Linked DNA regions of Homo sapiens: region 2 is linked to region 1. Evidence: chromatin loops called from intact Hi-C (ENCODE). Cell type or tissue: tibial artery. All regions are shown on one strand. Each heading gives the region's core, and the rest is flanking DNA. Links, peaks and the distances in the headings are about the cores only. Region 1 overlaps RNF213 (ring finger protein 213). Region 2 overlaps CARD14 (caspase recruitment domain family member 14).

Region 1 (2,905 bases), core at 182-2,681:
CCCGTGGGAAATCCGAACTATTGGAAAACCATAAAAGAGGAAATTAGAAACCATGTGTGCTATTCTGTCCCGTTTGCTTCTGTCCAGTTTTCTATCTGCCTCTCCTCCCACGTTAAGGTCACCGTGTCGTCTGGGCTTTTTGCCACTGAACATGACATCATGAACTTTCCCTATGACTGAGTATACTTGAAAAACATGGTTTTAATGGCTGCTCAATAACCCATCATACGGCCATACTTTAATTTGCCCATCCTGTATTTCCGGACAATTAAACTATTTCTTATTTTTCGAAGCAAAGCTGAAAAGGACATCCCTGTGAACCAAATATTTGTCCACATCTCCAGTAGTTTCCTCAGGACAGAGTCAGCAGTTCAGATCGGATAAGGTGCTCAACTGTTCTGCCACGCAGCCCTGCAGGGCGCCCACTGTGCACGCTACACTGTCAGCCGCGTGGCCTGGCTATTTCTTTGCAGCACTGGCCGGCGGCTGTTGTTTTTAAAAATCAGCTTTGCAAAATGAATACGTAAACATGATATCTAAAAACTGTTGTGTTGATTTGCTATTAATAGTAAGGCTAAGCAATTTTTCAAATGTTTCCTGGATGTTGATATGCTTAATGAGATTATAAAATTGTTGTTTTATAACGTTTACCCATTTTTTAAAACTTAGGGTATTTTCTTATTGATTCCTAAGAATATTAACCTCTAGTCATATTAGCTGTAAGGATGTTCTTAAATTTGTCACTCTCCTTTTTTATGTACTGAAGTTTAAAATTTTTAGGTAGTCAAAAGTATGACTTTCTATTGAATTTCACTTGTTTATTCTTACCCTGTAGGGTTAGTTACGTATTTAATTTTTTTCAAGAGAAACTCAACATTTAAAAAGAAGCTATGTCAAGGAAATTGGAGGTCTTCTCATGTTCACAGAAAGCTCCGTGTTTTAGGAGCCCCTGGGCGGTGGACTGAGGGTGTAGCACTGAATATTGAGAGGAGACTGGGCGACCCCTTCACCCACCGGCACCCTTCGCTGACCATGTTCTGTTCCCAGACTTCACAGCACCAGCTCCAGGCAGCTGAGGAAACGTCTCCGTGTCTGCATCCAGTCCCCATCATGCAAGCTCTACACCTGACCCTTAGCCAGTATCTAAACATCTACCTTTAATTCCTCCTCCGTTGACACACGCATGGTCAAGAGAATGAAATCCTTCAAGTAACACTGAAGAAGTTCCTGCTGCGGCTCTCCATGGAGCTGGGCAAGAAACCTGCCCAGAGGAGTCTGCTGAAAGATGTCCACGAACTTCTTGGGCAGTCCTGCAGAGAGGAAACCAAGGAGCGGCCTGGAGTGCGTCTAAGTCATGGCGCTCCCCTGCCTCCAGGGGGCTCCGGAGTGAAGGGGAATGGGGACGCCTTGTTGAATGGGAGCTCGTAGACAAAGGGGTACCAACTGCCTGATTTTGTAGGGAATTGAAGGAATAGTCACTGTCTAGACATTTAGGATATTTTTCTTTTTCCTTTTTTTTGGAGATGGAGTCTTACTCTGTTGCCCAGGCTGGAGTGCGGTGGGTAGCGTGATCTCTGCTCACTGCAACCTCCGCCTCCCAGGTTCAAGTGATTCTCCTGCCTCAGCCTACCAAGTAGCTGGGACTACAGGCATGCACCACCACACCCAGCTAATTTTTTGTATTTTTAGTAGAGACGGGGTTTCACCATGTTGGTCAGGCTGGTCTCGAACTCCTGACCTCAGGTGATCTGCCGGCCTTGGCCTCCCAAGGTGTTGTGAACCACTGCGCCTGGCCTAGGATATTTTTCCAGTGGAATAAAATAAAGGAAGGCGGAAACAGTGTCAAATTTAGGTCAGAAACAGCCAAGCTAGCCCCAAAGAGAAACATCTAGATAAGACTGAGTTGTATGTTGCATGGCTACATTGTATGTTGCATGGCTACAGGTCACAGCATGCTTCAGGAACCCCCGGGTCCAAGTAAATTAGGAACAAGTGGGCTGCTCTTCAGGGGCTGGGGGTCACAGAGCATGCAAGCCAGAAAGATCTGGCTTCTAGTGGGCGGGGTGCAGCCCCTAATTCGCATGCTGTCATAGAAAAGCAGGGTCAGTTGGGGTATTGTCCTGAGAAAGGAATATGCTCATGAGGAGAGAGACTGCTTTGAGAAAAAGTGGCAGAATGGTAACCTAGAAAAGAAGGCCACCCTGAGTCTTCCAAATGGTACGATAAGTAAACGTGGAAAAGACTATTGCATGTATGAAAGATGGCTTTTGTAAAAGTGTTGCGTTGTCGTTGGTTTTTCTGGACTAGGGCAAATCTTCTGGCATCTGGCAGCAGAGCTCAGCACTGTGTCTGGGCTGTGACTCGGGAGACACAGCTGGGAGGTGCCTCCTGATGGGGCACCTGGGAGTAGGGGATGCTCCAGGCGCTCGTGCCTTCTGAGAACGCCTCTCCTGGGGGCATCTTCCGAGTCCAGTGCCCCAGTCTGAGAAGGCCCAGAATGGGAATGACCAGCTGATAGAGGCGACAGTCCTCCTCTTGCCAGAACACACCCCATTTCGCCATATCCCTGGCCATCACGGCACTAAAAACCATCTCACAGGCTCCTGCTGCCATAGGATCGAAAGGTTTCTGGTCCCGCCGGGGCCTCTCACTCCTTCAGCAGAAACTTTAAAATGACGCGGTGACGTAAATTGGACGCTTACTGCACAAACAAAGTGTGAAAACTAAAAACTCCAAAATTCACCTTGCAATTCTAGCCACCCATCTGCTTTTCACTGTCAGGCAATCCCTTTGTGATTCACCTGTGCTGAATCTGACCTGTCTTGAGGTAGCCTCACCTTCTGCGTCTGTGATGTACTGAGCCTGGACCCACAGCTCCTCCAGATAGTCCTTGATTTTCCAGCTG
Region 2 (2,905 bases), core at 310-2,809, 170 kb after region 1:
CACCACATGCTATTTTGTGATATTTGAATGAGTTGCCAACATTTGAAAGACAGGGAGGTTTCACCTAAAATCTGGATTTCTGGCTTCACTTGAAAAAATATCTGCTGTAACCCTGGGGCTGCATTTCCGCACTGACCTGTATTTCTGCATGGACCTGCATTTCAGGACTGGCCTGCATTACTGCATTGACCTCCATGTCTGCGTGGGCCTGCACTGCACTGGCCTGTCTTTCTTTCTTTCTTTCTTTCTTTTTTTTTTTTTTGAGACAGAGTCTCACTCTGTCGCCCAGGCTGGAGTACAGTGCCGTGATCTCAGCTCACTGCAACCTCCGCCTCCCGGGTTCAAGCAATTCTTCTGCCTCAGCCTCCTGAGTAGCTGGGACTAGAGGCATGTGCCACCACGCCCAGATAATTTTTGTATTTTTAGTAGATACGGGAGTTCACCATGTTGACCAGGCTGGTCTCGAACTCCTGACCTCATGATCCACCCACTTTGGCCTCCCAAAGTGCTGGGATTACAGGCATGAGCCACCACACCCGGCCCTGGCCTGCCTTTCTACATGGATCTGTATTTCTTTTGTTGTTGTTGTTATTGTTGTTGAGACTGAGTCTCGCTCTGTCGCCAGGCTGGAGTGCAGTGGTGCGATCTTGGCTCACTGCAACCTCCACCTCCCAGGTTCAAGTGATTCTCCTGCCTCAGCCTCCTGACTAACTGGGACTACAGGTGTGTGCCACCATGCCCAGCTGACTTTTGTATTTTTAGTAGAGACGAGGTTTCACCATGTTGGCCAAGATGGTCTCGATCTCTTGAGCTCATGATCCGCCCACCTTGACCTCCCAAACATGGACCTGCATTTCTACCCAGACCTGCACTACTGTACTACACGGCATTTCCACACTGGCCTGCATTTCCACACTGGCCTGCATTTCCACACAGGCCTGCATTTCTGTGTGGCCGCAATCACTGGCACTGGCCAGCAGCTGCCTGCTCCTTACCCCAGACTCCTCTGCTTCCCAGCTGGTGGTGGCAGGTCTCTGAGTTGTCAATCCTAGGACTAGAGGCTCCCCAGGGTCTCCCAAGCTCTAGCATTTTACTGTACAGCCTGTGAGCCCCCGAACCAGGGAGCAGCCTGCCAGGGTCGACGGCTGCAAGTCTCACTCTGTGAACCACACAGCAGAGCCAGGGCCAGCAGAGACCTGAGAGTTCCCTAGGCCTGGCTCACAGGCAAAAACCCATTGGGATCACATTCAAAGCCAATGAAATGAGCTGTGTACTCTGGATGTATTTGAGGTCAATTCCACTAAAAGTATATGCAACCAGGGCATTACGCAGAATCCTCACAGAGGAAAAATAAAGAGGAATAAGCCCCTCTTCTCATCTCACATCTAATTTAGATATGCCTTGGGTGGTCTCTCTCGATTTATCACGATTATAAATAAAAACGTGTATGAGTCCCCAAAGATGAAGATTTCTGATTCTGCGACCCACAGAAGGCACAGGGGCAGCGCAGGGCACTTGCGCCCCCTGGTGGCCATGGGGTGAATTCCAAATGGGGAGCAAAGCACCTACTGTGTGCAAGGCCCAAGGCTGGGAGCCGGTCGCGCCGAGGTGGAAAGGATTAAGGCACCCACCCATGACGGGCCCATGGACTTGGGAAGCAGAGAGGGCCGGTCCAATCACAAACAGAAATGAGCTACAGGAGAAGCGCGAGGCCTCAGGGCCAGCGCCTGAGAGGAGAGATGCTCCCCGCAGGTAGATGTCACGCTGTGCCTCGCCTCAGCCTGGCACCACTAAGCCACCCTGCCTGCTGCCTTCTGAAACCACTGGGAAGCCCAAGCGTTACAGATCAGAGCAGGGGGCTGGGTGCTGAGCAGGGCGTGGATCAGACACAACTCCCCTGGCTCTAGGGAAAAACACAAGGACACCAGCAGACAGAGCGCAGCCGGCCTTTGGCTTACGCTGGCTGGCAGGCGGGACTTTCCCAAAGTGCAAGGTCGAGGCCAAGGTCAAGGCCCAGGGCAGAAGTTGAGCTCTGCTTCTATCTGCCCTTTCCCTGGAGAGAGGCCCCGGCTTTCTCATCAGCTCCCTGCTCTGCCCAGGGGAGGTGGACTGCTGTGGAGGTTCAGGGTTGGGCGTGCTCACCTGCCGTGTCTAGGAGCTCATAATCCAGGTGTGGGTCGCCTGCCTTAGCTCCCGGCAGGGCTCCCGGGTCTCCCTCCGGGATCTCCAGGCAGCTGCTGCAAAGCATAAGCAGCAGCAGGCTCAAACTGCATCACCTGCTCCCTCTGAGTCCCCACGCCCCAAGCACTGGCCCCCAGCACCTGCCAGCTCTGGGGCTTCGAGGGCAGGAGCTGCTGCCTGCAATACCCAGATGCCCTGAGGTCTAGGTTGGTGTCTCTGGTGAGTTGCCAGGAAGGACCCCAGTGCCACCCCAGTGCCAGGAAGGACCCCAGTGCTCTACCTGAAAGACCAGGGTTCTTCCCCGAAGTCCTCGGCCACCCGCTTGTACAGGGACTGCTGGCTGGGGGGCGCGGGGCTGCTGGAGCGGAAGCTGTCCACCAGCTCGCGGCTGGACGTGGCACTCAGGTCCGACAAGAGCTGAGACTGGAGGAGGGAGGGCAGAAGTCAGTGGGGCACGCACGAGGACACCCTGAGACTCCTCCCTTGCTCCCCCACGGTGTAGAGAGAGCCACAGTGAGAACTGACTGGAGAGGAGGCAGGAGGGGAAAGAAGGACACACATGGGGTCACATGCGCTGAGCACCTGCTGTATGCCAGACACTGGGGTCACATGCAATTAGCACACAGCACTGACACATGCTGTATGTCAGGCTCTATTAGCTGCTTGGCTTAGTTCTCACGATAAATCTGTAAGGTGGCACTGCTGTCCCATTTTACATGTAAAG

Evidence for each region. Peaks named below come from ENCODE experiments on the same cell type or tissue, not always from the same donor. Only the 100,000 strongest peaks of a DNase experiment are listed, where the experiment ranks them.
Region 2: a loop joins it to region 1, with 2.0 times the contacts of the local background. A loop is called at or near these places in 21 of 110 quality-filtered maps.

What each region holds. Positions count from the first base shown.
Region 1 is chr17:80,360,139-80,363,043 of GRCh38, reverse strand. It overlaps RNF213 (ring finger protein 213), which reads right to left. Exons shown (of 68, transcript NM_001256071.3): 38 at 2,838-2,905; 39 at 1,156-1,310. The region is part of intron 1 of RNF213-AS1 (RNF213 antisense RNA 1); the gene reads left to right. Among named protein-coding and RNA genes, the nearest start is that of ENDOV, 54 kb to the left of the region's middle. In tibial artery, for the core only: a CTCF peak has its summit at 1,351 (motif pointing right); a DNase peak (open chromatin) is centred at 993; H3K27ac peaks cover 307 bases.
Region 2 is chr17:80,194,890-80,197,794 of GRCh38, reverse strand. CARD14 (caspase recruitment domain family member 14) reads right to left here. Exons shown (of 24, transcript NM_001366385.1): 13 at 2,462-2,604; 14 at 2,143-2,237. Among named protein-coding and RNA genes, the nearest start is that of SGSH, 24 kb to the left of the region's middle. In tibial artery, for the core only: a CTCF peak has its summit at 1,552 (motif pointing left); no DNase peak of the experiment used is centred there; H3K27me3 peaks cover 1,408 bases.